7 separate regions of the Homo sapiens genome follow, and regions 2, 3, 4, 5, 6 and 7 are each linked to region 1. Evidence: chromatin contacts called from ENCODE Hi-C or POLR2A ChIA-PET data. All regions are on one chromosome and are shown on one strand. The core of a region is the stretch at or near the end of the contact, and the rest is flanking DNA. Distances in the headings are between cores, read along the strand shown. Region 1 holds the start of KAZALD1 (Kazal type serine peptidase inhibitor domain 1). Region 2 holds the start of ARMH3 (armadillo like helical domain containing 3). Region 3 holds the start of ERLIN1 (ER lipid raft associated 1). Region 4 holds the start of BLOC1S2 (biogenesis of lysosomal organelles complex 1 subunit 2). Region 5 holds the start of OLMALINC (oligodendrocyte maturation-associated long intergenic non-coding RNA). Region 6 holds the start of FBXW4 (F-box and WD repeat domain containing 4). Region 7 holds the start of NDUFB8 (NADH:ubiquinone oxidoreductase subunit B8).

Region 1 (4,127 bases), core at 904-3,403:
GGTAAATACACATCCATAAACACACCGTGACACACACAGGTACACACAGATATGGATGCTGGTACACACAAGGGTACCACGCAGACGTGGAGATAGGTATACATGCACATGTGCACATAGAACCTCATGCAGACCCAATGCACAAACAAGCACACACATCTACATTGTAGCTTGGCAGCCACTCTGTCCCTAACTGCTCCCCTGTCCTCATTTCACCCTCCCCAGCCTTTCCTGCGTGCCTGTAATCAAAACCTTCCAGATCCCCCTTCCCCTTTTCTAAACAGGCCCAGTTCCCAAAGGAGGAAAAGCAGCCGTTCCCTCCTCAGTACCCCCTGGGGGAGTCCTGCGGCAAGGCAGAGAACCTGAAGCTGGACTTGTGCGACAGGCAGGAAGCCTGCAGGAGTGGAGGAAATTGCTGGGACCCCCACGGGGTGTTTGTTTTCTGGCTGCCCCAGCCGAGCCAGACGCAGAGCCCGGGCTCAGGAAGTGAAAGTTACTAAAGCTACCAAGGAAAGCTAGAGGCCTGAATGGACCCCAGTCCCCAGGGATAGAGAAAGAACTTCCCGCTCCCCTTCACTAATCCCTAAAAGCAGGAGAAAGCAGAGAGGTGGGGAGACTGGGTGAACAAACTGCTCTAAGAATGAAACGTGATTGCATCTCACAGGAACCCGTCTTGCTGCCTGGACTCCACTGGTCTGGGAAAAGTCGGGGGGGTCTCTGAGCAAACCATAGGTTATGTGCCTGCGCCCTCAGAGGACCTGTCTCTCCCTGCCAGCCAGCTCTGGAGCTTTCACGTGGTTCAGCGAATGCAGCTTGCTGACGAAGCCCGGGACTCCCACTCCACTCCACCCCCCACCCCCACCTTAAGGTGGCAGCTTTTATGAACCAGTAGCGAGAGCAGGGTTTTATACTGGACTCGAGGCCTCTATAGCCTTATCTTTTTTGCTCTGCTGGCCAGAGACCAATGCTGTCAGGGGTCGGGGAGCAGTGCCTCTAGGAAACCTAAGTGCTGGGGTGGGGGCCCCGGGCCATGCGTACCCGATTCGCAGGGCCCCGGGTGTGCCACAGTGAGGTTGGCATCGGGCCGAGCGCGGGCCGCCTCCTGCAGGCGGCAGATCTGGGAGTAGGTGTGACCGTCGGACCCGCAGAGCGGACTCTGCGAACGACAGGCACACAGAGGTTCCGGCACCTCTCCGCGGCTCAGGTCGCCGCCTGTGTCCAGCCGGCACTCAAGCTGCTCGCCGCAGTGCCCGTAGAAGTGAGCACTGGGGTCCAGGTCGCAGAGCTGGCCCTCGAGGTTGGCGCATTCCCAGCAGCAGCCGCACGCGTCGCGCACCCTGCCCGCCAGGCAGCCCCGCGGCGCGGCGCACTCTTCTGGCCGGCAGGGAGCGCAGCCCTCGCCCTCCGCTAGCAGCCGCATCCAGCCGCGCCGCAGGTAATCTGGGCCTGGGGATGGCCTTGCGCCGGTCGGGGGCGGCGTCAGCACCACCAGCAGTAGCAGGAGCACAGGCAGCGCCAAGGCAGCTGCGGGCCGCGGCGGCGGCAGCATGGTTAGCGGGAAGCCCTGCGAGCACTCGGGGCATCAGCGCGTTCGGGCACCCTGCCAGGAAGGGAAGCCAGGTCAGGAGGTCAGAAACAGGGCCTGTGCCGAAAGACCAACCTCACTGCTTCTTGTACCAAAGCATGACACTAGCATCGCCCCCTCCCCTGCTACCAAGTAGCCTCCCCCAACACACAGGCCTAGTGACCCTCTAGGGATTATCCAGTTATGGCAGTTAGCAATCAGTTGGGCTGTTCTTGGGAGGGCTGGGAGTGAAGAGAGGTGAGGAAAGGGTGATAAGGCTCAGGCGCACGCACACCCACCACCAGCACCACTTCCGTGCACCACCCGACTCCGATCCCTGGCCCCTGAGCATCCTTGCCCAAAGAGAATGGGTGGCTCCAGAAGTAAGAAGCTGCTAATGGGGGGTGAGAACTGGGGGGGCTGATGCCGCCTCGCTTATGGCCTGGGGCACAGAGTGCTCACCTAGTGTCCGGAACTAGACCCTTCGCAGCAGCCGTGATTCGAGTCCGAAAGAAAAGGTTATGGAAAGAAAGCAGAGGCGCAGTCAGCCGGGCCCGCCGGCCACCTCTGCTCCGTCCTGAGGACTTCTGAGAGAGCCCACGAACTTGGATTCAGAAAGCAGCTCCTCCGGCCCCCTCTCTCCGCCCCTCGACTTCGCGCACCCGCCTTCCCACTAGTTCTAAGGCTGCCAATTTTATGTAGCCGCATGGGACCCTCCCGGGTCATTTCCCCCAGCCTGGCCCAAAGTCACAATGCGAGCAGAGGAGCCGTAACCAGACACCGAGGCTGGGAGAGAGGAAGGGGGTGAGGACCGGAGGCGGGGAGTGGGGGTAGGAGTTTGGCTGGGAAGCTCAAAGTGTTGGCTGAACGGCTAGGCCCTGTCCCATCTGATTTTACAGTCCCTGGCGTCGGCGAGGGCAGCTGCATAAGGGGGAGGCGGCAGGAGCTCTGGTGCCAAGTCATTTTACGTCGATGTCGGGGCGCTCCTGGAGGGCAGGACCAACCACCTTCGTCTCCCCGCAGCCCAGGGCTGGTTCCCGGGAGCGACCGCAGGCTTGCCCACCCAGCTGCCCCACCAAGGCGCGGACAGACTGGGCGCCTACATCCGCCTTCCCTCATCTGGCCTCCTTCTTCCTCCCCACATCCGGCAGGTGCTGCGACCCGCGGGTGAGCCGGGTGATTCGAGGTCGGAGCCGACCAGCGGCCGCAGGGAGAGGCGGGCTGGCGCCTCCCCGGCGGGCGTCCCTCGGGTCGGGATTACAGGTTACGGTTGCGAGGCTGGCAGGGCCGGAGACACTCGGCCTCGCGGCCGCCACCACCGCCACCGTGGCACTTTGGGCCGGGGGCGGGGAGGAGAGCATTCCTAGGGGCCCGCCAGCCAAACCCGGGTCGGGCAGGCCCCGCCCCGGCCGGCCCCAAGCGGCTCACAGAAGCCTTGGCGCAGTCCAGCTCGCGGGGGGATGGGCGAGGGTGGGGGGCAGAAATAGCAATCTGCAGCCGGCAAGGGGGCGGCACTTAGTCAGGCTCCGCCCACAAGACCCGGCTGCCGTCCCCGCCCGCCTGCGCGGGATCGACTCCGCATGCGCACTGGAGCCTCGGAATACAGCCAGGACTCTCCCGTCGGAATGCGCCCCTAAGTTGGGCCAAGCCCATTCATTCAGGGGCTCCCGAGCCACGTAGGCGCCATCCCTGGCCAGAGGGGTTCTGAGGAGGTGGGCAAGGGCAGACACTCTCTCCCGGTCTCAAATTCGAAATAGGGACTAGAAGGGAACTTCACGCGAGGCCTCGCAACTGTCGCGAGAATCAGAACAGGAAATCTAGGAACCGAGAACACTAAGAGCCCGCGGATTTTAAACAGGAAAAAGAAAGGGCGGAGCAAACTCTGGCGGATAGTTGTGAGTAATCCCTGGTCCTTGGAATAAGTGTCGACCTGAGACAGAAGGGGAACTGTCAGAGAGCTGCCGGAGACCCTGAAAAAGGCCAGAGACGGGGACTTGTGGGGCTGACGAATGGAATCACCCAAGGAGAGGTCTCTGACTCTAACAAAACACCTTGGGGACGGAGCTCCTTGGCTGGGATACAGAGCAGACAAGTCCGGGATCTTTTAGTGAATTGCTGCCGGCTTCTAAGGCCTGGAGCAGATATTCAACAACAAACTCCACGGACCTAGAAACTCTCCACTTATCCTACTATTGTAGACGGTGGCTTACTTTTAGTCTTCCCTATGCTCTAAGCTTCTGGTAGTAGGAATCGTGCCTAACTCACTACTGTATCTTGTGAACCTAGCCCCGCGCCTGGTGGCACGTCAAATTCTCGGTAAATATTTGTGGATTAAATGTGAAAGACTGCCTGAGTGTTTAACCTGGATTTTCTGAGTCGCTGATGGAGAACAGTAGGTAGACGGGGAACCAGCGCCCTCTGGTGGGCTTGTGGTTCGTGACGAGAACATGCTGGAACCGTGCATCCAGGTAGGCACAAAGATAATAAAAGGGGATCCGCTGTTATTAAGTAGAGATTTTGTTACATTAAAACCCTACATACCGTAAAAATGCTTTTAGAAGGG
Region 2 (4,127 bases), core at 682-3,181, 990 kb before region 1:
CTGCTATCTAGGTACAGAGCGGAACAGGAAAGTGAACCAGGAGCGTGACCGCTGAAGCACAGCATCTCGGAGAGGTTTAAGCCTCCGGTTGGCTGCGGGTAGGCCTGGCTGATGTCAGGCTTCCAACAAGAGGTGGTGAAGCAGAGTGTTCTCTAACTTCCTCAGGGAAAGGCCCGTCTGCTAAGTAACAGGTGCCTTCCCAGGCACTGGCGCTATGGCTAGTCCAAGGTCTGCTAAGTAACGGGTGCCTTCTTAGGCACTGGCATTACCGCTAGACCAAGGAGTCCTCTAGTGGCCCTGTCTGGGCGTGACAGAGGGCTCACACTCTTGCCTTCTGGTCACTTCTCACCGTGTCCCTTCAGCTCCTAACTCTGTATGGCCTGGTTTTCCTAAATTATAATTGTAAAATATAAGTTATTAATAAAAGTAATGCTACAAACTAATGATTACTAATATTCATATATAATCACATCTATATTCTATTTCTAATATAGCTATTCTTATTTTAATTATTTTCTTTATTATACTGGAACAGCTTGTGTCTTCGGTCTCTTGACTCGGCACCTGGGTGGCTTGCCGCCCACAGAACTCTTCTCCACTTCTTTTTTGTTTTGAGACGGAGTCTCGCTCTGTCGCCCAGGTTGGAGTGCGATGGCGCGATCTTGGCTCACTGCAACCTTCGCCTCCCAGGTTCAAGCGATTCTCCTGCCTCAGCCTCCCGAGTAGCTGGGATTACAGAGGACTGCCAACACGCCCGGCCATTTTTTGTATTTTTAGTAGAGATGGGGTTTCACCATGTTGGCCAGGCTGGTCTCGAACTCCTGACCTCAGGTGATCCACCCGCCTTTGCCTTCCAAAGTGTTGGGATTACAGGTGTGAGCCACCGCGCCTGGCTTATTTTATTTTTTTTACTTGTTTTTTCTTTTTAATAGTATTCTTGCTGTTATAGCACATCTTTTTAAACCTTCCATTTGTGTATAAAAAAACAGAGACTCAGGCTGGGTGCGGTGGCTCACGCCTGTAATCCCAGCATTTTGGGAGGCAGAGGCGGGTGGATCACCTGAGGCCAGGAGCTTGAGACCAGCCTGGCAACATGGTGAAACCTTGTCTCTACTAAAAAATACAAAAATTAGCCGGGCGTGGTGGTACACTCCTGTAATCCCAGCTACTGGGGAGGCTGAGGCAGGAGACTCTCTTGAACCCGGGAGGCAGAGGTTGCAGTGAGCCGAGATCGCACCACTGCACTCCAGCCTGGGCAATAGAGTGAGACACCATCTCGAAAAAAAAAAAAAAAAAGAAAACAAAGACTCAGAGGCAGGGAGTGGTGGCACGTGCCTGTAATCCCAGCTACCAGAGGCAGAGGCAGGAGGACTGCTTGAGCCTAGGAGGTGGAGGCTGCACTGAGCTGTAATTGTGCCACTGCGGCACTCCAGCCTGGGCAAGGGCAAGATCCTGTCTCAAAAAAAAAAAAAAGGAAAAGAAAAGAAAATAGATTTCTGGCCAAGTTAATAGAGCTTTACACGCTACTTTGCACTTATCAGGCACACACGTATTTGTTGAAAGAATGAGTTTGTTTTCAATCTTTCACGTACAAAGTTGTAATACACATTTGGAAAATATATCTTTCCAAACTTCGCCAGTATTTCTAGAGGATACATGTATTCCTAGAAGTAAAATTGCTGAGGTCAAAGAGTCGGCCATGTTTCGGAAAACTGCTATTGCGACCCAGTAGGCCCTCAATAGACAAGTCCACTGCGAATTTATTTCTCGCGATGCCTTTCGGGAGTTGTAGTCTTTGCGATGCTTGCTGGGAATCGTGGTCTGAGCCGGTCTCAGGAAGCGGGCGTGGACTAACCCATTGCGCGCCGGGCTTTAGGACCCGGCGGGGCGCGGGGACACGGGAAGGGTCGGGGAGGTCGGGAGCGCGCCCGTGAGCCCGGAGCAGCGGCAGCGTCGGTGGCGTCGAGAGCGAGCGGGCCCGGGAACGGCGCGGGTGGTAGAGGAGGAGCCGCGGGCTCGGTAAGCGGCGGCGGCCAGGCCCGGCCCGGTCCTCGAACCTGACCAACCCTGCGGGTCCTGCCATACTAGGCCTTGGCCCCGAGGCGGTTCTGGGGGCGGGGCCTGCGCTGGCCGCGGGGACGACGAGGACGCGAGGGGAGAGGGAGGGAGGACGGCTGCTGAAGCTGCGTATGCCGGGGAGGGCTGGGCCTGGGGGCGGCCGAGCCTAGAGAGAAACGGCTTCGCTCTTCCAGCGGCCGGTCCCTCGGACCACACGGTCCCGGTCACGTCCCTCTCCCGCATCCCTGCGGGGCCTTCTGGCTTCCGAGGTGCTGACCTTTGACCCCGCCAGCTGCCCCGAGAGCTTCCTCTCCTGCTGTTCTTGGTCCTGGGGTGCGGGCGTAGGGCAAGGCACCTCTGAGAATCTCAGGGATAGAGGAAAGCGGGTTTGTGCGAAGTCTTCAGGTGTCCCGGAAGGGCTCCAGTCCTGTCCCTCTCCAGGCTCTGACAGGCTTTAACCCACTCTTCACACGGAATCAGTGAAGCTACTGTGTTTTCTTTGGGTTACTCGGCGAGAGCCCAGGAAAGGAACCTGTTCCCAGGAGGGTATAGGGAAGGAAAAAGTAGAGAGAAACCTGGTCCCCTGGAGAAGGAGAAGCTGAGGCGTGCTGCCCCTGGCGAATGGGGAAGCAGAAACTTGGGCCATACCCAAATGTATGTCACTGGATCATCCGACCCTCCGCAGTTCTTCCTCTCCAGAAAGTTTTTTATTTTATTTTATTTATTTATTTATTTATTTATTTATTTTGAGATGGAGTTTCGCTGTTGTCGCCCAGTCTGGAGTGCAGTTGCCCGATCTCGGCTTACCACAACCTCTGCCTCCGGGGTTCAAGCGATTCTCCTGCCTCAGCCTTGCGCTACCACGCCCAGCTAATTTTATATTTTTGATAGAGACGGGATTTCTCCATGTTGGTCAGGCTGGTCTCGAACTCCCAACCTCAGGTGATCCGCCCGCCTCGGCCTCCCAAAGTGCTGTGATTAAAGGCGTGAGCCACCGCGCCCGGCCTTTTTTTTTTTGTTTGTTTGTTTGTTTTGTTTTTTGTTTTTTTGAGACGGAGTTTCGCTCTCGTTGCCCAGGCTGGAGTGCAATGGCGTGATCTCGGCTCACTGCAACCTCCGCCTTCCAGGTTCGAGCGATTCTTCCCCGTCAGCCCCCCAAGCAGCTGGGATTACAGACGTGAGCTACCACGCCCGGCTAATTTTTGTATTTTTAGTAGAGACAGGGTTTCGCCATGTTGGCCAGGCTGGTCTCAAACTTCTGACCTCAGATGATTCACCCACCTCGATCTCCCAAAGTGTTCGGATTACAGGTGTGAGCCACTGCGCCCGGCCAGAAAAAGTTTTGAGCTTAGTGAGAGCTTTTTCTTTGCTATCCTTTAGTTGCTTTGTAAACTAGGGTAAATATGATTTGTGTCCCTGCCCGTAACTTAGCAGGATTGGAATTATTTTGGGTGTACCTTAAGTTGGATTTGTGTGCACAATAGCTTCTGTGTGAAGACTTTCAGGATATCAGATCACAGTCAAGGGAAAGAGGGATCCCTCTTGTTACGACTGTAAAGGGGGAATACCCATTTCAGTGACTAGAGAAGCCTTTAAGGTGTTTTCATTGGACTTTTAGGTATTACAATTTATTGTTCAACTTTTTTTTTTTTTTTTTGAGACGGAGTCTCGCTCTGTCGCCCAGGCTGGAGTGCAGTGGCATGATCTTGGCTCACTGCAACCTCCGTCTCTCGGGTTCCAGCGATTCTTCTGCCTTAGCCTTCTGAGTAGCTGTGACTACAGGCGCGCACCACCATGCCTGGCTAATTTTTGTGTTTTTAGTAATGACGGAGTTTCACCATATTGGCCAGGCTGGTCTCCAACTCCTGACCTCGTGATCCACCCGTCTCAGCCTCCCAAAGTGCTGGGATTACAGGAGTGAGTCACTGCCCCCAGCCGACTTGTTCAACATTTGGATAATTAAAACAAGGTGAAAACCTCAAAGCAGTCATTATGAAATTTGGAATCTCACACTGAGCACAGTTTAGGAATCTGTAACATTTGGGGAAAATGGCCAAAAATTGATCCAG
Region 3 (4,127 bases), core at 653-3,152, 880 kb after region 1:
GGCAAGATCTGAAACAACATAGGCAGTATAGTAAAAGTGCTTATCTGGGAGTCTGAACATTACAAGCCATCCAAGCATTGCAATTATTGTTAAGGATTATTTTCAATGGTCATGCATTTTCTAATATTTTAATAATTGGTTAAAGATTTGTTATAGCGTGGGGGCCGCTGCTGGTGTGTGGCTGGGGTTATGTCAGGGCAGCCTGATCTATATAATTTGGGCAGATGGTGTGAGTCAGAACAGACTATTATAGTGGGATCCCCAAACTTGCTTTTGATGCATGAGTTGGACCACTATTTTTTGGTGGGTAACAACTTTTCAGAGGGGAATGGCAGTTGTGAATTGTATACATTTCATTCTTTAAGCAATATTATGAAAAACTTCAGAGAATGTCTACAGAAAACAGGGTATGGAGCAAGTTATTTTCCATTCTTTTTGCTTTTTGGAAGTTAAAATAGCTAAGCTCTGCAAATATCATTTATTTGGAACAGATAAGGTCCCAGACATTCCTAGATAATAAAAATCAAATGAATGATACAGGTAAGTGTATTTATTGAAGGGTGTGGGTAGAGTGGTCTGGGAAGTCTTGCTTTAATGAAGACGGATTGATTCTATTTACCTCTTCTTACTTCCACTACTAAGTAACCCTGGGCCTGCAGTTTCCTAACCACTTGACTTCCTTGCCAACAGTCTGTCTCCACTTTCAGCCGTTTTATAGATTCATTGGCCCTAAAGCACTGCTTTCCCATACTTCCCTACCCAAGAGGGCAGGGGTCCCCAAGCCCTGGGCCGCGGACCGGAACCAGACAGTGGCCTGTTAGGAACCAAGCCGGATAGCAGGAGGTGAGCGGCGGGCGAGTGAGCATTATCGCCTTGAGCTCTGCCTGCTGTCAGATTAGCGAGTGGCATCAGATTCTCATAGGCACGCGAACCCTATTGTGAACTGCACATGTGAGGTTTGCCGGCTCCCTGTGAGAATCTAATGCCTGATGATCTGAAGTGGAACAGTTTCATCCCCAACCCACACACACCCCCACCCCGTCCGCTGGGTTAGAGGACTTTACAACCCTAGTCCACCTTGTCCAGTTATAGTTCCACCTCTAGCCTTTCAAGGCTTAAACCATTAATGTCCTTAATTTCTCTTGTATTCATCTATCTCCCAACTATACCTTTTTCCTTCCCTTTTTTATTTTTGGCAATATGTGCCCATGGTTTTTTAATTTAAAACGAACAGAATATGTAGTGACGCCTACCATAGCACTCCTTCCCATCACACAAGCCTTCAAGGAAACTGAAGTACTTACTTTGGTCTCCCTGGAGGATTCCCTCCGCCTCCCGCCCCATGTGCTTAGCAATTCTGTTCCTGTAGTCTGGATGGCCTTCATAAAGCCCTCACTGGACCAGCATTCTGGCACATAATAGGAACACTTAAAAAACGAGAGAATGATGCCGTTATATCTAATATCTTCCTCTTCTGAACTTTCACAGCACTTTATTTGCAACAAGTTTAGTTGCTCCTGAAGGGCAGGATCTCTGCCGGAAGCAAGTGCGTGCCACACAGTGGGGCTCCGCATACACTGCAAAAGGACAAATAAACCGAACAGCTACCGTTTGAGAGTGAGCGAGTGGGTTCTCTGCACAAGAACAAACCAACCAGTCCCTTGTCCGAAAGGGCGTCTCCTTTTCTCTGCTTCGCTGCTCACTCCAGACTGCGGGCTGTCCTCTTCCGAAGCAGTTAACCAGCAGTGTACAGAAAGCGACTTGCCTCCAAAGGAGCCTGCGCGGCCCGCGGCTAGGAGAATTTTGTCCCATGCGCTCCCCGTCTCACTAGCCGCGGGCCGGGGCTACGCCGTGTGCGTCCCCGCGCAGCCGCAGTGCTGGGCGAGTGGGCGGGGCCGGCTGTTGGCGGCGGTTGGCTCGGCGCGGGAGTCGGCTGCACGTGCGGGCGGGGGCGATGCGTCACTGATCGGTGAGGCGCGGCCGAGGGGTCGGCTTTCCTCGCGAGCCTGCGGCTGGGCTTCTTCTCAGTTAGTGCCTTCCACCCGGGAGCGACCCTTGGGAGAGGGAGTTTCAGGAAGCTCACCGAGCAGGGGCGGCCCACTGGCCTCCGGGGGCGGAGGAGTTGGCAAGGGGTCAGCGGGCTCAGCCAGAAGGGAAGAATGAGGGGACAGGGGTACTGGACTCCCCGGCTCAGCCTGCGAGAGAGCGCCAAGTTTCCGGAGGGAGAGGGTAGAAACTGGAGGGGGTGGACCTGTCACTCACGGGACTGAGGGTCCTTTTCTCCCGCTCCCAGGAGGAACGAGAATGAATATGACTCAAGCCCGGGTTCTGGTGGCTGCAGTGGTGGGGTTGGTGGCTGTCCTGCTCTACGCCTCCATCCACAAGATTGAGGAGGGCCATCTGGCTGTGTACTACAGGTGAGCGGCATGTGCAGTCAGTTAGGGCTCTAGAGCAGATTAAAAGGGTACTCCAGAGTGGAGTCTGGGAAGTTGTTCCCTCTGCAACGTTCGGGGGCGCATGTCCCATCTCTAGGGAGAGCACGGGGGTCGAAGCGGGCTTTTGCGGAGCACCCTCCAGATGTTGGACAGTTTTAGTGCTATGTTCGTTTTGTTGCAGAGATTAAGTCTCCCTACGGTTATTCCTATACACAGCAAACTCAATTATTTGTAGAAAAATGAAGAAGGAAGAAAGGAAGTAGTCACTCTACCTCTAACTGAAGAGATGGATAAATTATAGTTCGTTCAACTGTACAGGCTTTAGTTTGCCGCTGTAGATGCTGTATGTTTATGGTTGTTTCTTAGACTTTTTCATTTAAAAGCTTCCAGTGTCTGGTTACGTCTTGTAACACCATGATGACTGTGATGGTGCTTATGTCCCTGGACCTCCAGGGACATAAGCACAACACTGATGGGCCATGCTCCTCCCTCCTTACTGTTGCTGTTCAAGTTGGGGACAGGAGTGGTGTGGGAGCTGTTGCTCTCTTGTTGAGCTCGCTTAGCTTTTCCTTCAGCCTAATTACCACAAGTTCCTTTTGATACAGACTAGTAAGAGAGGCCAGTTTGTGGAGAAATTGGGATAATGGTGTATTCAAAAAGAGCGTCAACTTTTTGCTTGTTTCCACTATCCCTCAAAACTGATATTTCTACTTTCAAATCCATCCTGAATCCTAGAAAAAGAGCAATTTTAATGGTATATCTTAGCAGATGGAGCTCTACATAAGAAATTACAGATTAGTCCAGATTTCCTTCCAGTTTAAAAGCATTGTCTTTCTGACAGTAAAACCAGAGAAAGGACATTTCAAGGAATGACTCAAAGAATTAGTAATGAACCTCAAACAGTTCATCTTTCCTTGTTATTATGACCTTGCAAATGTGTTTATATTTTCAAGACCGGTAGCTAAGTTCTATGAATTTACAAGGTGCAAAATAGGACTTTGTTTTCTTTGCTCCCCAAATGCCTCCTTTTTATAATTTCCAGGGCTTGCTTTCATAGTTTTCACATTCCAGGATTTGGTTAACAAGCCCTTATGCTATTTATTTGTATAGTCTTGTCACCCTTCATCTTTTCATGCTAATTTTTTGTTTTTATATAGAAATTTTATGTTCCCAGTATTTTAATTACCTTGTAGATAGATCGAAAGAATTATAAGCCTCAGAAATTTTCTCTTTACTTCAAAGTTTGCATTGTCTTTTTTTCAACCTGGTGATTAAATGTATTATATATTTTGATTTGGCTCTTGTTATGTACTATTAATGTACCTCTACTGAAAGCCATTAGAATTTTTTAAACAAATATTTCTCAGAAGGTTAAAGACCGAGGAGAATCCTTTGAACCTTAGAGCAGTGCTGGAGACCCAGAGGTACGGTTGGTTGAGCTTATGAAACAAGGTGTAACATTGGCAGTTTAATTTGATCTTTTTCCCTTTTTAGGTGTGGAGGTATTTTAAGCAGTTGTTCATTATGAGCAATTCATATTAGTGAGGCTTTAGTAGGTCAGCAGCATGAGCAAGAGTGAGTATTTATTATAGCATTTTAGATTTGGAAAGATAATTTTTCTTTTTATAATTTTGTCAAATTGAAACATCTTTTTGCAGGGGAGGAGCTTTACTAACTAGCCCCAGTGGACCA
Region 4 (4,127 bases), core at 849-3,348, 780 kb after region 1:
TGTTTCTGTGTGTTGCCACATAGCTCTGTGAAATAACGTCTTCCACTGGGCCTTTTACTCCCTGTGTACTTAGCTCTGTGTGTTAATTAAAAAAAAAAAAGTTAACAAACAGGATAAAGAGAGGGAGGGTAATGGCTCTTCCTAAGCACCTGGATAGCCATGGTCTGTGAAAAAGGTAGAAACCAAGAGAGTAGGCGGTATCTAGATGTCTTCCTACTTCCCAGTGAATCCTATTCTTATCCTTTGTGCATCCCAAGATTTGTTGCTAGCACCCATGGGTTTCTCGTTTTCCCCCACAGAGGTTCCCTATAAAAGAGAAGAGGAAGCCTTAGAGGAGAGGAGACTCTCCCGTGGTGAGATTCCAACGTTGCAGAGGAGTTAAGTGTGAGGCACTCCCGGAGCAAAGTCTATGAAGGATCTTCTGCAAGAGGCTGCCTCCTGGTCCACTGAACCTGGAAACTGAGTGGGCTTTAACCAGGAGATAAAAATGGAGCCTGAAGGGAATCAGGCAAGGAAATGAACTCAGGATTCAGAGATCTTTGAATTAATATGTGGTGGGTTCTGACATTATTCTTCCATAAGACCATGTGGGTTTCCATGGTGGCTATCAATAAAACTCCTTAGGAAAACTTGGACTTTGCATTTGCTTCTGGTATTATAGAGGGAAGAAAGGCTGAAATTGTGGGTCATCCATGTGCCTGGGCTGGAATAGGTTCATGCTCTCTAGGAGGTATAGAGTAGGTGCAGTGATGTGAAGGAGCTGGGCTATAAGAACTTCTAGGCCTAGCACAGTGACTCACGCTTGTAATCCCAGCACTTTGGGAGGCTATGTTGGGTGGATCACTTGAGGCCAGAAGTTCCAGACAAGCCTGGGCAAAATGCTGAAATCCTGTCTTTAATAAAAATACAAACAAATTAGCCAGGTGTGGTGGCGCGTGCCTGTTATCCCAGCTACTTGGGAGGCTGAGGCATGAGAATCGTTTGAACTCGGGAGGTGGAGGTTGCAGTGAGCTGAGCCGAGATCACGTTACTGTACTCCAGCCTGGGTGACAGAGCGAGACTCTGTTTCAAAAAAAAGAACTTCTGGCTCGCAGGAATGGCTTGAAATAGTGGCTACTATGGTTGCACCATAGGAAAAGTGGGGACAGGTGACAAGTGAGACTCAGTCCTCAGGGTGGAGACAGTCAGGGTAGGAGGGCTGGGGATAAGGGGTAGCTGGCGTGTGTGTGTATGTACTGGCATCGGGGTGGGGTGAGAGGGTGCAGAGGGAGGATAACCAGGGATAAGAAAAGAAACTACCAAGATTTTGGGTGTCCAGGAGCCTGCCTGAGGCCTGCTGAATATCTCCTATCCCTTCTTCTGTGGCCTTTATCCCTCCTCATTTTGCACCTTCAATTGCTCCCCAGTCACTTCTTCTCATCCATCTCTTTCACTCACTCCTGTTCTCCCATCCCATTAAGTACTCTGTACACCTAGGAGGCTTGTGAAACAGCTTAAATGCAATTAAGATAACCAGAGTGTATCCTCAGCCCTAAAAAAGTTACAGTCTAAGCTTTCTTCAAGGAAGGCTGTATCAACTGAAGAGAAGTAGATGCCTGCCTGCAGTTTAAGAAATAGGGGCCAGTGAGTTGGTGTTAACTCAGGACATTGGGAGGGACAGTATTTAGGACCAGGGATCAATGCCTGAAGGTTTCCCAAAGTGTGGACGAGACAACCTGTAAAACTTTGGATTCCCTGAGCAATCTTTTGATGACTAACTCCAGTGCGGAGTGTCAGGAGAGCGGGCAATCCGTCTTCAGTGGTTTTGGTCAGCAGGCCACAAACAGGGTTGACTATTCCCAGACGGGTCGTGAGTGGTACAAGATGAGTGATCCCTCCAGGGTGTGACTGTAGGGATGAGCTCGCCCTCAGTCCCAGACGTCGCGACTGTTGGCAGTGGATCAATTCACAACAGCCTGGCGTAGCTTCAATTTCGGCTCCGGAATCGCCCTTTGCTGTGTCATAGACCTGAGGCTGGACTGGACCGCTAGGCGCAGGACTGCAGGGCCGGCCGGGTGGGCGGGGCACACCCAGTGCGCATGCGCAGCACCCCGGCCCGGAAACAGCGCGGGGTCCGCTATGGCGGCGGCAGCCGAGGGCGTACTGGCGACCCGGAGTGATGAGCCCGCCCGAGGTACCCGGAATGGATGGGGAGGAAGCGTCCGGTGGGGGGCCTGGGGCTCCGTCTCGGGTGGGCGAGGTTGAGTGTGTGGTGGCTCACCTGGCAGGAACGGGCTGGTGAGAGGAGTGCACTTGTCGCTGCGCGCGAGTGTTTGTCCTGTCAGGGTGACTGGGATGGTGCCAGGATGAGCGGGGGTGCCGGGTATGGGCGAGGGGCGGTGCGAGGGAGGCGAGTTGATGTGTCAGATGGGCAGGGACGCAGTGAAGGACTTGAAATTATGGCAGATGGAGAATGGAGCCGACTTGATGGAATGAAGGCAAGTGGAGGGATGTCGGAACAGGCTGCTTTGGCTGGATTAGCACCGGGTGTAGGCGGGACACTTAGTCATTCTCCCTTGGCCCAGACGATGCCGCCGTGGAGACAGCTGAGGAAGCAAAGGAGCCTGCTGAAGCTGACATCACTGAGCTCTGCCGGGACATGTTCTCCAAAATGGCCACTTACCTGACTGGGGAACTGACGGGTGAGGCGGGGTCTGGGTTGATTCGGGTGCGGTTTGGCCCAGGAGGCCTGGGAGATGGTTAGCAGCATCAGTCTGCAGCTCCCTTCCTACCCTGCATGCCCTGAGACAGGCCTGTTGGAAGTTGGGGGAGGCCATGAATGGGAGAGAAAGAAAATACAACTCTGCAGGCCTCTGTAACATAGACTAATGAGAAAACAATAACAAAAAAGAGTTCATATCCAGCAACAGTAATCAAGAAGTGCTTCCTTGGGGAAAGTGTATTTTGAGCAGGGTTGTGAAGGGAATTATTGGTGGAAAAGGGGGAGATGATACAACTAGCGAATGAGGTGGTATGTGCAAGCAGTGTGTTTGGCTAAAGCAGAAGATGTGTTTACCGGGATAAAGAGAAATGAAATTGAGGAACGGGGAGTGACCTGCAGATTTAGGGACCTATTAGTTTGGTCTGAGGATTTGATAACCCATCCTTTGGGACATGACTAGTGTTTGATCGTTTCCAAGTGGACACATGACCTATGTGTGGAGGAGGATCAGAAAGTGAAGTATGGGCAGGGCGCGGTGGCTCATGCCTTTAATCCCAGAGGCCGAGGCTGGTGGATCACTTGAGGTCAGGAGTTTGAGACCAGCCTGGGCAAAATGGCGAAATCCTGTCTCCACTAAAAATACAAAAATTAGCCGGCCGTGGTGGCGGGCGCCTGTAATCCCAGCTACTGGGGAGACTGGGGCAGGAGAATCGCTTGAACCCAGGAGGTGGAGGTTGCAGGTTGCAGTGGACTGAGATCACACCACTTGCACTCCAGCCTGGGCGACAGAGTGTGACTCCATCTCAAAAAAAATGAGAAAGAAAAAAGAAAAAGAAAGAAAGTGAAGTCTGGTCCAGTACAGCATCTCAAAAACATTTATTAAATTGTTTCACTTCCCCAGGAAATTACTGTAAGCTAAATTTGTGAATCAGAATCTATGAGAAAAGGCTTGATACAGAATAGTAGGGGTTGTGAATCTGTAATTTTTTTTTTTCTTTTTCTGTTTTTAAGAGACAGGGTCTCACTATGTTGCCTGGGCTGGTCTTGAACTCCTGAGCTCAAGTGATCCTCTTTCCATCTATTTTGGTTGATGGCACCACCCAGGCTTAAAACCCCAGATACATCTTAGTCTGCTTCCATCCCTCAATATCTACTTGAACAAGTCCTATAAATTCCACTTCTGTAATGTTCTTGCACCCATGCTCTCCTTTCCATTCCTTTTACCACCACTCTGCCTGAGATCTTCATTACTTTTCTTTTATTATTATTATTATTTAAAAAAATATGGCCAGGCACGGTGGCTCATGCCTGTAATCCCAGCACTTCGGGAGGCCTAGGCAGGTGGATCACCTGAGGTCAGGAGTTCCAGACCAGCCTGCTCAACATGGCAAAACCCTGCTTCTACTAAAAATACAAAAATTAGCCA
Region 5 (4,127 bases), core at 876-3,375, 690 kb after region 1:
AGACGTGAGCCACCGTGCCCAGCATATATACTATTTTTTAACCTGAGTGTTTCTAAGATGCACTGGGGGAAAAAAGATGCATTGAACATCTCTTTATGGCAATTATATAGTTTTGCAACATAATTTTAATGGCTGTATTCTATCAAATGAATGCTTTATAATTTATTTAACCAATGTCTTACTGTTTTGTACATACATAAACAATGTCCTGCTTCCTCTTCCTGGAATTATTTTCTTATTTCTATTACAGTATCGTAGTTTGCTTTTTTTTAATTTTTCATATCTTTCTGATACTTCTTTGTCTGTTTTGCTAGCTCTGTGTCCTCTTTTTTTTTTTTTTTTTTTTTGAGACAGAGTCTCACTCTGTTGCCCAGGCTGGAGTGTAGTGGCACAATCTCAGCTCACTGCAACCTCTGCCTCCTATGTTCAAGCCATTCTCCTACCTCAGCCTCTCGAGAAGCTGGAATTAACAGGCGCCCGCCACCATGCCTGGATAATTTTTAATAGAAACAGGGTTTCACCATGTTGGCTAGGCTGGTCTTGAACTCCTGACCTCAGATGATCCACCCACCTCAGCGTCCAAAGTGCTGGGATCACAGGCATGAGCCACCACACCTGGCCTCTGTGTCCTCTTTCTACCTTCCCAAGATTCTGTACTTGAATCTTCTTTTTTTTTTTTTACTTTTGAGACAGGGTCTTGCTCTTGCTATGTTGCCCAGGTTGGAGTGCAGTGGCACTATCTCAGCTCACTGCAGCCTAGACCTCCCCAGGCTCAGGTGATCCCCCCACCTCAGCCTCCCAAGTAGCTGGAATTACAGGTATGTGTCACCACACCCGGCTAATTTTTGCAGTTTTTGTAGAGTCGGGGTCTCACCATGTTGCCCAGGCTGGTCTCAAACTCCTGGGCTCAAGCAATCCTCCTACCTTGGTCTCCCAAAATGCTGGGATTACAGGCATGAGCCACCGTGCCCTGCCCAAATCTTCTTATTCTATAATTTCTCTTTAGGTCATCAATTTCTCTCCCGATCCACTATAAACCCTTTGGATCTCATCTCTACTTTTCTTCTCGACACCAGATCCTAATTCCCAACTGTCTACTGGGTATTACATCCACAGGGATGTACTTCTTGCAATTCAAATGCCACATGTCAAAAACTGAACTCCTATTCCCTTTGCAAAATCCCTCTGCTTCTCTCTTTCTCTCTCCTTTTTGCTACCTATTTCAGGTAGGGGAAGTGGTGTCCTTCCAGCCACTCAGGCTAGAAACCTCAAAGTCCTCTTCTGATTGCTGTCCTCACTCATCTCACACATCCAGTCAATAAAGTGCTATTGATTCTCCTCCCAAATGCCTCTCAGCTTGTGCCCTTCCTTTCCATTCCCACCGTGACTATCCCAGCTTTTGAGGTCCCATGACTCTTCACCAGAGTGGTAACAATAGCTTCCCAACATCTCCCAGCCCCCATCCCCCCGCTACTCTGCTCTGTTGCCATGAGAGTTAACTTTGCGAAACAGAGAGATTATTTTCCTCTCCTGCTTGAAAATATCTGATGACTTCTTATCACTTACAGAAGCAAGTCTAAACTTTCCACTGTCTCCTCCCACTCTCCCACCACACACCACCTTCCTGCGCCGGTTGCGTCAGCCTCGAACGTTCCTGAACGCTTTGCTGTTCCTGTGCTTTTACTCACGTTCTCCCCAGTGACTGCCCAATCTTTAGTGTGTTTTGCTGACTCCTGGCGCTCTGGCTTTTCCATAAGAGGCGTTTTTGCACGATTGCAGACAGGAATAAAAATGAGCTCTGCCTACTGGGCCGTCCTGGTTAGCAAGGTCTACACCACCTCAAAGGCAGCTATGGACTAAGAGCCCACAAAGAATCTCGGGTTATGAGGGAGGGGCTGGCCGTGGAGACGGCTAAAGCGCCTCATTTGTCTTCCCAGCAGGGAAGCGATGGGACCTCGGCGGGCAGGGAACGCGATCTCCACCCGTCTGGAAAACTCTCTGAGTTCTGGAGCACTGTTCGCGGCCGGACTGAGTGGCATGTCCGCATTTTCCCCATTCCAGGGTAGGGCAGACTGAGGTAGGAGAGCAGAGCCCCGAGGCCGACTCCCCGGGAAAAAAAAAAAAAGGAAAAAAGGCTCCCGCCGACCTGTGATTCACAGGAGCAAGAGGCTGGAAGGACCGCGCCTCCTGATTGGAGCAGACAGAATCAGACAAGCTTGGGGGCCGCTGATTGGCTCCGGCGTGGTCAGGCGCTGGTGGGCTGTTGTAGGTGTAAATAGCTCTTGAAGGCCCGGGTCTGTGACCGGCAGTAACCCCGGCGAGAGTGGGTGGAGAGGGAGGCGCTTCCTCTCCATTCATGTCAGCTGCCAGCCAGGCCCGGGCAGGCCGGCCCTTTAGCGGAGGGGACTGGGCAGGACGAGGCGATGGGTGTCTTCGGAGATCTTAAGCTGGGCTGAAAGTTAAACACTCACCCGCAGGGCTGAGCCAGAGCTGGCACCTTCCACACCGAGCCCCTTCCTATCTGTGACTGTTGAAAAGTTTAATGTGATGTTCTGGGTGAGGACCGAGGCGTTGGAGGTCGCTAGGAGGGTAGTTTTACGGAGTCGCGTTAATGGCTGTAGTGGGTGTACCTTAGTGACCACAGGGAGGTGGCAGCCTGTCCTCTCCTCCTCCTGGTCACCGTATTCTATTTGCGGAAAAGGTAAGAATGGAGGCTTGGATAGTCTTTCTACTAGAGATGCAACTTCTCCCACCCTCTACTCCAGGGGAAAGAGAAGTCTGTGGGGAACTGGCTTTGTAAAAAGTAGGAAAGAGGAAAGGGACAAATGGGTACACGTTAAGAAGAGGGTGACTCTCATACATTGCTGGAGAAAATTTAAAGTGGTGCAGCCACTGGGGAAACAGTTTGATGGTGCCACAAAAGGTTAAATATCAAATTAGCATCTGGCCCAGCAACTCCACTCCTAGATATAAACCCTAATAAATTATAAACGGGTACTCATATTTGCACTCAAATGTTCATGGCAGTGCTATTCACAATAACCAAAAGGTGGAAGCAACTCCAGTGTTCATCAATTGATAAATCAGTAAACCAACTGTGGTGTATTCATACAATGGAATATGAATAGGTAATAAACAGGAATGAAGTACTGATATATGCTCCAATGGGGATGAACATTGAAAGATTATGCCAAGAGAAGGAAGCCAGACACAGAAGGTCATATATTGTACGATTCCATGTATAGGAAATATCCTGAAGTGGTAAATCCACAGAGACAGAAAGCAGACTGATGGTCACCAGGGGCCGAGTGTGGGTGGGAAGATGGGGAATCACTGTTGAATGGGTTCAAGTTTTCTTTTGGGGTGAAAATGTTTTAGAACAAAAGGTAGTGTTTGCACAATGTTATGAATGCACTAAGTGCCACAGAACTGGTCAATTTAAAATGGTTAGTTCGGCCTGGCACGGTGGCTCACACCTGTAATCCCAGCACTTTGAGAGGGTGGGGCGGGCGGATCACCTGAGGTCAGGAGTTTGAGACTAGCCTGGCCAACGTGGTGAAACCCCATCTCTCCTAAAAAAAAAAAAAAAAAGAAAGAAAGAAAGAAAAAAAAAGATGGGCATGGTGGCAGGTGCCTGTAATCCCAGCTACTCAGGAGGCTGAAGCAGGAGAATCGTTTGAACCCGGGAGGCGAAGGTTGCAGTGATCCGAGATCATCCCATTGCACTCCAGCCTGGGCGACAAGAGCAAAACTCTGTCTCAAAATAAATAAATAAAATAAAATGGTTAGTTTAGCCGGGCACGGTGGCTCACACCTGTCATCCCAGCACTTTGGGAGGCCAAGGGAGGAGGATCACTTGAGCCCAGGAGTTTGAGACCAGCCTGGGCAATATAGTGAGACCCCTATCTCAATAAATAAAGTGGTTAGTTTTATATTGTGTGAATTGTCTCTCAATTAAAATGTATCTCTCTCTCTCTCTCTCTCTCTCTCTCTCTCGCAAACAAACTGACAGACTAAAAGGTGAGTCCTTCCTGCTGTCCATAATTCTCTAAGAAAGAAATAAGAAACAGCAATTCTGAGTCCTCTGCTGCCTTTCACTTCCACTTTCCTCTCTGTTTTTTGAAGTC
Region 6 (4,127 bases), core at 958-3,457, 630 kb before region 1:
CAGCACTTTGGGAGGCCGAGACAGGCGGATCACGAGGTCAGGAGATCGAGGCCATCCTGGCTAACACTGTGAAACCCCGTCTCTACTAAAAATACAAAACAATTAGCCGGGCATAGTGGCGGGCGCCTGTAGTCCCAGCTACTCGGGAGGCTGAGGCAGGAGAATGGCGTGAACCCGGGTGGTGGAGCTTGCAGTGAGCCGAGATTGCGCCACTGCACTCCAGCCTGGGCGACAGAGCCAGACTCTGTCTCAAAAAAAAATTCTCCATTAATGAAAATAAAGTAAATTACACTTGCATGATTATGGATTTTAATCCTGATTTATGTTGGGTTAAAGAAGTTTTAGTGCCTCCACTAAAAATGAGATAGAATATAGATGAACTACTCAGCTTTACTATGTATCCTGAATGAGTTAAGTACTCAAACAGTAAGAAATTACAAACATCTCTAACACAAATCTAAACACAAAATGCAGGAACCATATTCCTGCTATATCATTTGTCTTCCTTCTTGATTCGCTCATAGTACACAAATGTAGCAAAATCAATAAATATTGAACTCATGACATCACCTAAATGTGAAGTATTCCTGCCTTAGTAGTCTTCTAACAGTATGGTACCTGTGAATAAGTAAATTTCTTTATAATGATCTCTAAAACATGGCTTAAATTCTTTGGCCGCATTGAAATCTATAAAATAGTGCTTTCAATAAACCACTGCCTTGAGTTTGGAAATCGTTTTCTACACAAAGTCTTTGTTGCATTTGGAGAGGGGGAGGGATGGCATTTTTTTGTAACAGGATTTGACCTGTAACTATTATTAAGAATTTTCTTAGAGGAGTTCAAAGCATTTTACAGGGATCATCTCATTTATCCCTCGAAAGTAAGGCAGAGGCATTATCTCCACTACAGATTGAGAACACTAAAAGGCCAAGATAGGTGGGGCTTTTTGTTGTTGTTTTGCTAAGATCAAAAAGTAATTCTAGGGCAAAGCCAGATTCCGGTCTGACCTTGTTACATGATGCTTCTTGCAGCACCATAATACAATGTAGTTGCTTCCCTAGGTTTCTCTTTGGCTATGCTAGGTGTTGAATAATTTTCAGGGTCAATTTTTATTCTTCCCTGCTCCCTGAAAATGAGTGTTAAGATGTAGATAAGTACAAAAGAAAACTCTCCAATCCTTCCTACCTGGATTTGGAGTACAGGATAAACAGACAGAAATTGGCATCTTCCTCCCCTCCTCCAAGTTTTACTGCCTAGCCCAATGCTAATAGAAAAATAACCCGAGCCACAAATGCAAGTCCCATGTATAATTTTAAATTTTCTAGTAGTTACATTAAAATATATTGTATTTAGCCCAATACAGCGTATCCAAAATATTAACACTTCAACACGTAATCAATATAAAATTATTAATGAGATATTTTGCATTCTTTTTTTTGTATGGCTTCAAAATCTGGTGTGCATTTCTCACTTATAGCTCATTTCAATTTGTATTAGCCACATTTCAAATGCTCAGCAGCCACATGTGACGAGGGAGGACACTGTTGGACAGCACAGGTCTAGACCTCAGTAGCTCTCCCTTCAGATTAATGCCATGTGAATCGAATGGGTGGTATGAAGAATGGATGCTGAGTCCTTGGAGAATCCACTTGCACTTGGGTGGTGACTGATAAGAAGCCCTAGCTGTGCCATTTCCTGATACATGACTGTTTTTGAAGTTATGGACTCAGGATCTAGAAGACTGCAAATCCCCAAATACGTCTAACACCCAAGCTCACGCCAGGACCGTGCTTCCGGGCCTGTGTGAGAACCTAAGCTATGGAACCTGTCAACTTCTAGGGCTGCAGATTCGTTGGGCCCTCACATGTGGCCCGTGGAAAGGAGGCATCACTCGAGGAAGAGGAGGGCTTCTAGAGGGGCAAGGCCACCCAACTAGGGGCTTCTTGAGGGCAGGTGCTCCAAATGGCCGCTTCCTGAGGGCAGCGGGTCCTCTTGTGGCCTCAGGCAGGGCCCTGAAACCGGCCTCACGTGTTTGCAGCGCGAACTCCTGTGCTTCCACCAAGCGCTCTCGGGGATGCGGGGGTGGTGTCAGCGCCCCGGCCCCAGCCCGCACCCCGAAGTGGCTCCAAGGCTGCAGGTGTGAGGGGCGTGCCCAGGGCTCGGCCCGCGCCGCCCCATGTGACCCGGTCCGACATGGTGTCGCCTCCTCCCGGGGCGGCGGCGGTGGCGGCTCGGGCTGGGCTCCGCGTCGGGCCGGCCCCGCGGCCGCTCATGGGCAGCCAGGGCCGCTCGGGGCCCCCCGGGAACGGCGGGCCCGGCGAGGGCGAGGGCGGAGAGGCGAGGAAGCTGCAGGAAGGGAGGGTGGCGAGGGGGAAGCGAAGGAAGGGGAAGGGGAAGGGAAAAGCGAGAGCGGGGCAAGGCGGAAGAGGAAGCGGGGCGGAAGGGAAGCCCGGGCCGCAGACGGCGAAGGAGGCAGCCGGGCCGGGGGCTGACGCGGGAGCGAGGGCATGCCCAAGGGAGGAAGCAGAGGGAGGCAGAAGCGTGGAGGAAGGGGCGAGAGGCATCGTCAAGGGAGTCGAGGGGAGCGCAGGGGCCGGGAAGGAGGCACAAGGAAGAGAGTATGGGAAGAAGGAGGAATGGAGGGTCAGGGCTAGGCGGCGGGAGGGCGCCAGGCCGGGAAGAGCACAGGGACGAGGGGGTCAGGCTTGGGCCGACATCGCGGGGACAGGGGTGGCCATGGCGGCGGCGGCCGGGGAGGAGGAGGAGGAGGAGGAGGCGGCTCGGGAGTCGGCTGCCCGCCCGGCCGCGGGGCCTGCGCTCTGGCGCCTGCCGGAGGAGCTGCTGCTGCTCATCTGCTCCTACCTGGACATGCGGGCCCTCGGCCGCCTGGCCCAGGTGTGCCGCTGGCTGCGGCGCTTCACCAGCTGCGATCTGCTCTGGCGCCGGATAGCCCGGGCCTCGCTCAACTCCGGCTTCACGCGGCTCGGCACCGACCTGTAAGCGTCCGCTCGCCCGCCCGCTCCCCGCCCCGAGCCGGCCCCGCGTCCCGGGAAAGGGCGGGGCGCCGCGGCCTGGTCGGCCCAGGGTCGTGTCGCACCCCGAGTTTCTAGGCCTACACCTGACCTCCGCCTACACCCTTTCCCGAGCACTCTCGGGGACCCCTTTGCCCCTCCTCCCCAAGGCCTCCATCTGAGGCAGCCTCCCGAGAGCATCCCTCAGTAGGCACCCTCCCGGGTGGGCCGCTCCTCACAATTAGCCATCTTAGGCACTCCCTACAGCTTTCGATTGTGTGTTTTTGCAGAGGTTTAGCTGCCCCGGTTCCTTCGCCCCAGAGGAGCCAGTCTGGTACGGTGCTTTGGACGATTCCTTGAGTCCAGGTCTAGGACTCAGGTTCCTTAAGTGGTCTATCATAAATTTTTGTGGACTTTCATCTTTCATCCTCCCTACCCTTTTCTAAAGGTTGTTAAGCTTCAGGGCTCGGACCTTAAGAGAAGCCCTCGGTCCCAGTGTTCAGCCATAGTTTATGACTTCATATAGGCAGAGCGACACGAAAAAGGGGGCCTGCTTGAGGCAGGAGGCTGGAGTCTGTCCAGGATGTGTACAAGACATGGTATTGCAATTTGGCCTGTTTTTGGTAGGGTCTGAGACCTGTGAATGAAAAACTTTTCTGAACCACTTAAACTGTTAAATAGGAAGGAAAAAACATGTAGGGAATTGGGGGAATAAGAGCTTTCAGATTGCCCCCTATTCCACCCATTTTTTAAAAAGTAGTTCTTTCTAGTACATTATGACAACATTAAATAACGTTTTTAAAAACATAAAAAGCCATAATACCATCACCTCTAGACAATTATTTTCATTTAAAAACCTTTTCAGTTGCACATATAATTGCTATCTTACTGATCCTAACAGAATAGGTACATAGTAAATGTTTGTGGGCTGTCGCATAATGAGATTAAAGAACATCCCTCTACTATTAAACTTACATGTAGTGTTCAGCTTTTTGTTATTATAGATAATAATGAAATAATGCATTTTTGAGTAACAGCTTTACTGAAATATAAGTCACATGTCATTACCATACATATTTTTTAAAAATCAGTTCCTTAGGATAAAGTCTCAAGGTG
Region 7 (4,127 bases), core at 854-3,353, 530 kb after region 1:
AACATGTCACAGCTGCTTTGAAAAACAATTTGGCAGTTCTTCAAAAGTTAAACCACAGAGTTACCCTATGACCCAGCAATTCTACTCCTAGGCATATAACCAAAAGAATAGAAAGCATACATCCAGACAAAAACTTATACAAGAATGTTCACAGCAGCATTATTCACAATAGCCAAACAAGCAGAAACAACTCAAATGTCCATTAACTGATAAATGTATAAATAAAATATTGTACTGTACATTCATATAATGGAATATTATACAGCCCAAAAAGGAATGAAGTACTGATATGTGCTACAACACAGACAAACTTTGAAAACATTATTCTAAGTGAAAGAAAATGGACACAAAAGGCCACATATTGCATGATCCATTTATATAAACTGTCTGAATAGGCAAATCCATAGAAACAGAAAGTAAATTAGTGGTTGCCAGTGGGTAGAGGTAGGGGCAACGTGCTAATGTGTATGGGTTTTTTCGGAAGCAATAAAAATGTTTTAGATAGTGATGATGATTGCACAACTTTGTAAATGTACTAAAAATAACTACTGTACACTTTAAAAGGTTTTTTTGTTTTTGTTTTTGTTTGTTTGTTTTTTGTTTTTGAGACAGTCTCACCCTGTCACCCAGGCTGGAGTGCAGTGGCGTGATCTCGGCTCATTGCAACCTCCATCTCCTGTGTTCAAGTGATTCTCTTGCCTCAGCCTCCTGAGTAGCTGGGATTACAAGTGTACACCACCATGCCCAGCTATTTTTGTATTTTTAGTAGAGATGGGTTTTTGCTGTGTTGGCCAGGCTGGTCTTGAACTCCTAACCTCAAGTAATCTTCCCACCTCAGCCTCCCAAAGTGCTGGGATTACAGGCGTGAGCCACCGCACCCGGCCTAAAAGGGTGAATTTATGGTATGTGAATAATATCTTAATAAAAATAAATAAATTAGATCAACTCTGTTTCTTGACCTAAATTGGATCAGGGTTTGCTATTGGTTGAATGCAGATGTTGTGCAATTATTCTGAACATCAACTAGTGATGTCATTTACAAGACAGCAAGTTGCTGTGTAGTCCTTCCCAAAATTTATATATTAAATAGTATATATCCATATTTGTTTACTTTTTATAACTTAAAAAAAAAGAGACGAAGTCTCACTATGTCACCCAGGCTGGTCTCAAACTCCTGGTCTCCAGCCATTCTCCAACCTAGGCCTCCCAAAGTGTTGGGATTACAGGTGTGAGCCACAGCTCCCAGCTTATATGCATTTTTATTGCTCTGATATATACTTGAGAATGTTTATAATAATAGGTTCTGCTCCAAAACAGTGGTCACCTGAAAAGTCACTGGAAATACGTGCATATTTATAATGTGTAAGTTATTCAAATCCCAAGTGAAAACATTCATATGCAAACATAATAATGTCTCCAATTCTTCTGTTGAGTTAGTTTGTTCATTATGGGCCGGTTTGTAATTTGTTTTATCCAAGTCCTACCAACTCTGAGGCTTTAAGCTGTCTCTGGAGAGCTGCCTCTGGTGATAAGTTTAATTTTACATTTGTTGGGTTGAGGTGACTGAGACATGCAGATGGAAACACGGACTGAAACTAAGGAGCCAATTCAGGGCCGAATTGTGTGTTGCACTGGCGTCTAAGTGAAGATCAACCCATTTGGAGAACAGAACAACAAGCAAGACCAACAGGTGAATTTGAAGAATGATCATGTTTGGGGATGGAAGGAAGTGCCCGTGAAGGAGAGGAAAGCAAGCAGCCAGAGAAGAGAGTAAGACAGGCTCATTTCACTAGTACAGCTCCTGGGGGAGGTGGTTAAGCTGTCTACCTGAGTTGCTCAGGTTCCGAGTTCCCATCATCCCTGGATGGGTCTAAGTCAGCTCAGGGAGAAAAAGGACACAACATTCTGAAATGTCAGAGACCTGCCTGGTTTTCCCTTCTTCCCGCTTATCCTTCCCAGCCTCTATCCAACCCTTGGCTTCCCAACTGCGTATTTAAACCCCGCCCCTGTTGAACCCTTCGGCTTTTCTTCACTCCCGGCTTCCTCCGTCACGTTTGGCCCGGCTCAGCCGCCGTGACAGGCCTTTGCGCATGTGCAGAAGGGAAACGTGAAGAAGGTGAAGATGGCGGTGGCCAGGGCCGGGGTCTTGGGAGTCCAGTGGCTGCAAAGGGCATCCCGGAACGTGATGCCGCTGGGCGCACGGACAGGTCCGCGAGAACGGGCGAGACCTCAGTGTGGGAAGGGGGTACCTGAAATTTGGTGTATCGGGAGGGGGGATCGTAGATGCCGCGGCGGCAGCCTCCGGGTAGGGAGTGGAGGTGGCGTTGATATATCCAGAAAATGGGGTGGAGGATCGCACTGATCCTGCGAAGTCCCGGGCTCGGACCTCTGCAGCCCCTGCGACTTGAAGCCTTCGGAGCGGCTGGAGAGCGGGCTCGCTTCTGACCTGTTCTCTTCTGCGTTCTAGCCTCCCACATGACCAAGGACATGTTCCCGGGGCCCTATCCTAGGACCCCAGAAGAACGGGCCGCCGCCGCCAAGAAGTATAATATGCGTGTGGAAGACTACGAACCTTACCCGGATGATGGCATGGGGTGAGACAGAGAGGGTATGCTCGCACCCAAGTAGTGATGGGAGAAGGCCGGCTGGGTTGGGTGGCTTGACTGTGACCCTTTTTCCCGAACCTTCTCGTGACCCCTCAGAGTCAATGGAGTGGGTGCTTTTCTCTGTGGAGGGAGGTGGGAGGGGGGTGGGTGAGCAGCTGCAGCTGAGAGGACTTCAATTTTCTCCTTGGCTCAGGCTGTTTCCTCAAATGAGGAAGCCGAGGTTTTAATGGCTCCCTCGAGGACCCCCGAATAGCAGGAGCCTTCCTTGGCTCTATCCAGAGCGTCGAGTTTCATTTAGATTGAGCATCTGCTGCGCTCAGGTGCTGTCATCCAGGCATGTGACCAGGCTGGAGCTGGACTCCTGTCATGAGAATCTTATTTGTAAACGGAGTACTCTATATTTGTGTGTATGTCTCTTTAAAAAAAATGTTTTTCTGTTAGTGCTGTGGAAATCGTAGCAACTATTAAGCAGATTAAACAGCCAGCCCCCTTACGTACTCCAGTTGATGTTATCCTATCCCTTCCACACTCTTCCGTATCCATACCCACATAACATCCCAATGGTTAATTATCTGAAGTGATTATCATCGCCTTTATTTCCTGTCCTAATGTCACTCTTTCAATCTTGGTTTCAGCAACTTCTATTCTTCTTGTTATACACTCATTTTCTGTAGCATATGTCTAGTTGTCATCATTTCCTGTTTTTTCTTATGTTGTGGACAAGAGCAGCCTTGTTCGAAGCCAGTGTCAGATGAACCTGGATTTGTTGGGGAAAACCCAGCTTAGCAAGAGGTCCCATGAGGTGTTTGAGACGCAGAGATGAATGCCAACTGGGTGGTCAAGAACACAGTTATTACGAGAAGAGTGCTTTTCTAATCTGTACCCTTTTTGTTTTTATTCCAATTAGCTGGGTGACTTTGGATTCAGACTCTAAACTTTAATTTTTCATTTTCTATCTAATGAGGGAATCAGAGTACAGTCATATGTCACTTAACAACAGGGATACATTCTGAGAAATGGGTTGTTAGGTTATCTCCTCATTGTATGAACATTAGGAGTGTACTTACAGAAACCTAGATGGTATGGCCTGCTACACACCTCGGCTTTATGGTATGGCCTGTTGCTCTGAGGCCACAAACCTGTACAGCATATTGCTATACTTAATACTGTGGGAAATTGTAACACAATGGTATTTGTGTATCTAAACATAGAAAAGGTACATAAAAGTATGCTATAAAAGATAAAAAATGGGCCAGGCACAGTGGCTCACGCCTGTAATCCCAGCACTTTGGGAGGCCAAGGCAGGCAGATCACGAGGTCAGGAGATCAAGACCAGCCTGGCTAACGTGGCGAAACCCTGTCTCTGCTAAAAATACAAAAATTAGCTGGGCGTGATGGCAGGTGCCTGTAATCCCAGCTACTTGGGAGGCTGAGGCGGGAGAATTGCTTGAACCCGGGAGGTGGAGGTTGCAGTAAGCTGAGATTGTGCCATTGCCCTCCAGTCTGGGCAACAAGAGCAAG

What was found. Hi-C counts contacts between places; a loop is a spot of excess contacts on that map. ChIA-PET counts read pairs that join two places held with the same protein, here RNA polymerase II (POLR2A). Pooled maps may share reads with other maps.
Region 2: a loop to region 1 is called in a map of B cell, with 13 times the contacts of the local background. The contact joins the promoter of ARMH3 here to the promoter of KAZALD1 in region 1. A Hi-C loop is called at or near these places in 4 of 168 maps with a recorded cell type or tissue (B cell, K562, ascending aorta and 1 more), 1 of 37 single-sample maps with no recorded cell type and 13 of 50 pooled maps. POLR2A ChIA-PET finds 5 or more read pairs at or near these places in 1 of 52 experiments (A673).
Region 3: a pooled map shows a loop between it and region 1 (7-fold over the local background). The contact joins the promoter of ERLIN1 here to the promoter of KAZALD1 in region 1. A Hi-C loop is called at or near these places in 1 of 37 single-sample maps with no recorded cell type and 5 of 50 pooled maps. POLR2A ChIA-PET finds 5 or more read pairs at or near these places in 1 of 52 experiments (HEK293).
Region 4: a loop to region 1 is called in a pooled map, with 10 times the contacts of the local background. The contact joins the promoter of BLOC1S2 here to the promoter of KAZALD1 in region 1. A Hi-C loop is called at or near these places in 3 of 37 single-sample maps with no recorded cell type and 7 of 50 pooled maps. POLR2A ChIA-PET finds 5 or more read pairs at or near these places in 1 of 52 experiments (activated T-cell).
Region 5: a map of ascending aorta shows a loop between it and region 1 (6-fold over the local background). The contact joins the promoter of OLMALINC here to the promoter of KAZALD1 in region 1. A Hi-C loop is called at or near these places in 1 of 168 maps with a recorded cell type or tissue (ascending aorta), 2 of 37 single-sample maps with no recorded cell type and 15 of 50 pooled maps. POLR2A ChIA-PET finds 5 or more read pairs at or near these places in 2 of 52 experiments (activated CD4-positive, alpha-beta T cell and activated T-cell).
Region 6: a loop to region 1 is called in a map of CD8-positive, alpha-beta T cell, with 10 times the contacts of the local background. The contact joins the promoter of FBXW4 here to the promoter of KAZALD1 in region 1. A Hi-C loop is called at or near these places in 1 of 168 maps with a recorded cell type or tissue (CD8-positive, alpha-beta T cell), 11 of 37 single-sample maps with no recorded cell type and 14 of 50 pooled maps. POLR2A ChIA-PET finds 5 or more read pairs at or near these places in 1 of 52 experiments (activated CD4-positive, alpha-beta T cell).
Region 7: a loop to region 1 is called in a pooled map, with 7 times the contacts of the local background. The contact joins the promoter of NDUFB8 here to the promoter of KAZALD1 in region 1. A Hi-C loop is called at or near these places in 1 of 168 maps with a recorded cell type or tissue (naive thymus-derived CD4-positive, alpha-beta T cell), 6 of 37 single-sample maps with no recorded cell type and 11 of 50 pooled maps. POLR2A ChIA-PET finds 5 or more read pairs at or near these places in 4 of 52 experiments (MCF 10A, PC-3 and activated T-cell).

What each region holds. Positions count from the first base shown.
Region 1 is chr10:101,060,015-101,064,141 of GRCh38, reverse strand. KAZALD1 (Kazal type serine peptidase inhibitor domain 1) reads right to left here and starts at 2,153. Exons shown (of 5, transcript NM_030929.5): 1 at 2,027-2,153; 2 at 1,039-1,600. The coding sequence starts at 1,549. LOC107984262 (a long non-coding RNA gene) reads left to right here and starts at 3,391. Exons shown (of 2, transcript XR_001747569.3): 1 at 3,391-4,032. RefSeq lists silencers at 1,439-1,488, 2,669-3,088 and enhancers at 1,401-2,289, 3,216-3,510.
Region 2 is chr10:102,053,977-102,058,103 of GRCh38, reverse strand. It overlaps ARMH3 (armadillo like helical domain containing 3), which reads left to right and starts at 1,931. Exons shown (of 26, transcript NM_024541.3): 1 at 1,931-2,019. RefSeq lists a silencer at 1,842-2,231.
Region 3 is chr10:100,183,804-100,187,930 of GRCh38, reverse strand. It overlaps ERLIN1 (ER lipid raft associated 1), which reads left to right and starts at 1,902. Exons shown (of 11, transcript NM_006459.4): 1 at 1,902-2,417; 2 at 4,094-4,127. The coding sequence starts at 2,305. It also overlaps a transcript of CHUK not described here. RefSeq lists an enhancer at 1,535-1,684 and a silencer at 1,855-2,004.
Region 4 is chr10:100,284,651-100,288,777 of GRCh38, reverse strand. It overlaps BLOC1S2 (biogenesis of lysosomal organelles complex 1 subunit 2), which reads left to right and starts at 2,098. Exons shown (of 5, transcript NM_173809.5): 1 at 2,098-2,173; 2 at 2,565-2,681. The coding sequence starts at 2,119. PKD2L1 (polycystin 2 like 1, transient receptor potential cation channel) reads left to right here. Exons shown (of 16, transcript NM_016112.3): 16 at 300-629. The coding sequence ends at 382. RefSeq lists a silencer at 1,982-2,181 and enhancers at 2,472-2,771, 2,357-2,864.
Region 5 is chr10:100,371,574-100,375,700 of GRCh38, reverse strand. OLMALINC (oligodendrocyte maturation-associated long intergenic non-coding RNA) reads right to left here and starts at 2,125. Exons shown (of 3, transcript NR_026762.1): 1 at 1,689-2,125. RefSeq lists enhancers at 796-1,365, 1,366-1,933, 2,003-2,132, 1,934-2,503, 2,233-2,562.
Region 6 is chr10:101,693,250-101,697,376 of GRCh38, reverse strand. FBXW4 (F-box and WD repeat domain containing 4) reads left to right here and starts at 2,207. Exons shown (of 9, transcript NM_022039.4): 1 at 2,207-2,996. The coding sequence starts at 2,272. RefSeq lists silencers at 2,038-2,317, 2,348-2,397, 2,678-3,137 and an enhancer at 3,448-3,527.
Region 7 is chr10:100,527,847-100,531,973 of GRCh38, reverse strand. NDUFB8 (NADH:ubiquinone oxidoreductase subunit B8) reads left to right here and starts at 2,103. Exons shown (of 5, transcript NM_005004.4): 1 at 2,103-2,207; 2 at 2,468-2,594. The coding sequence starts at 2,123. RefSeq lists enhancers at 1,631-1,680, 1,814-2,396, 3,239-3,408.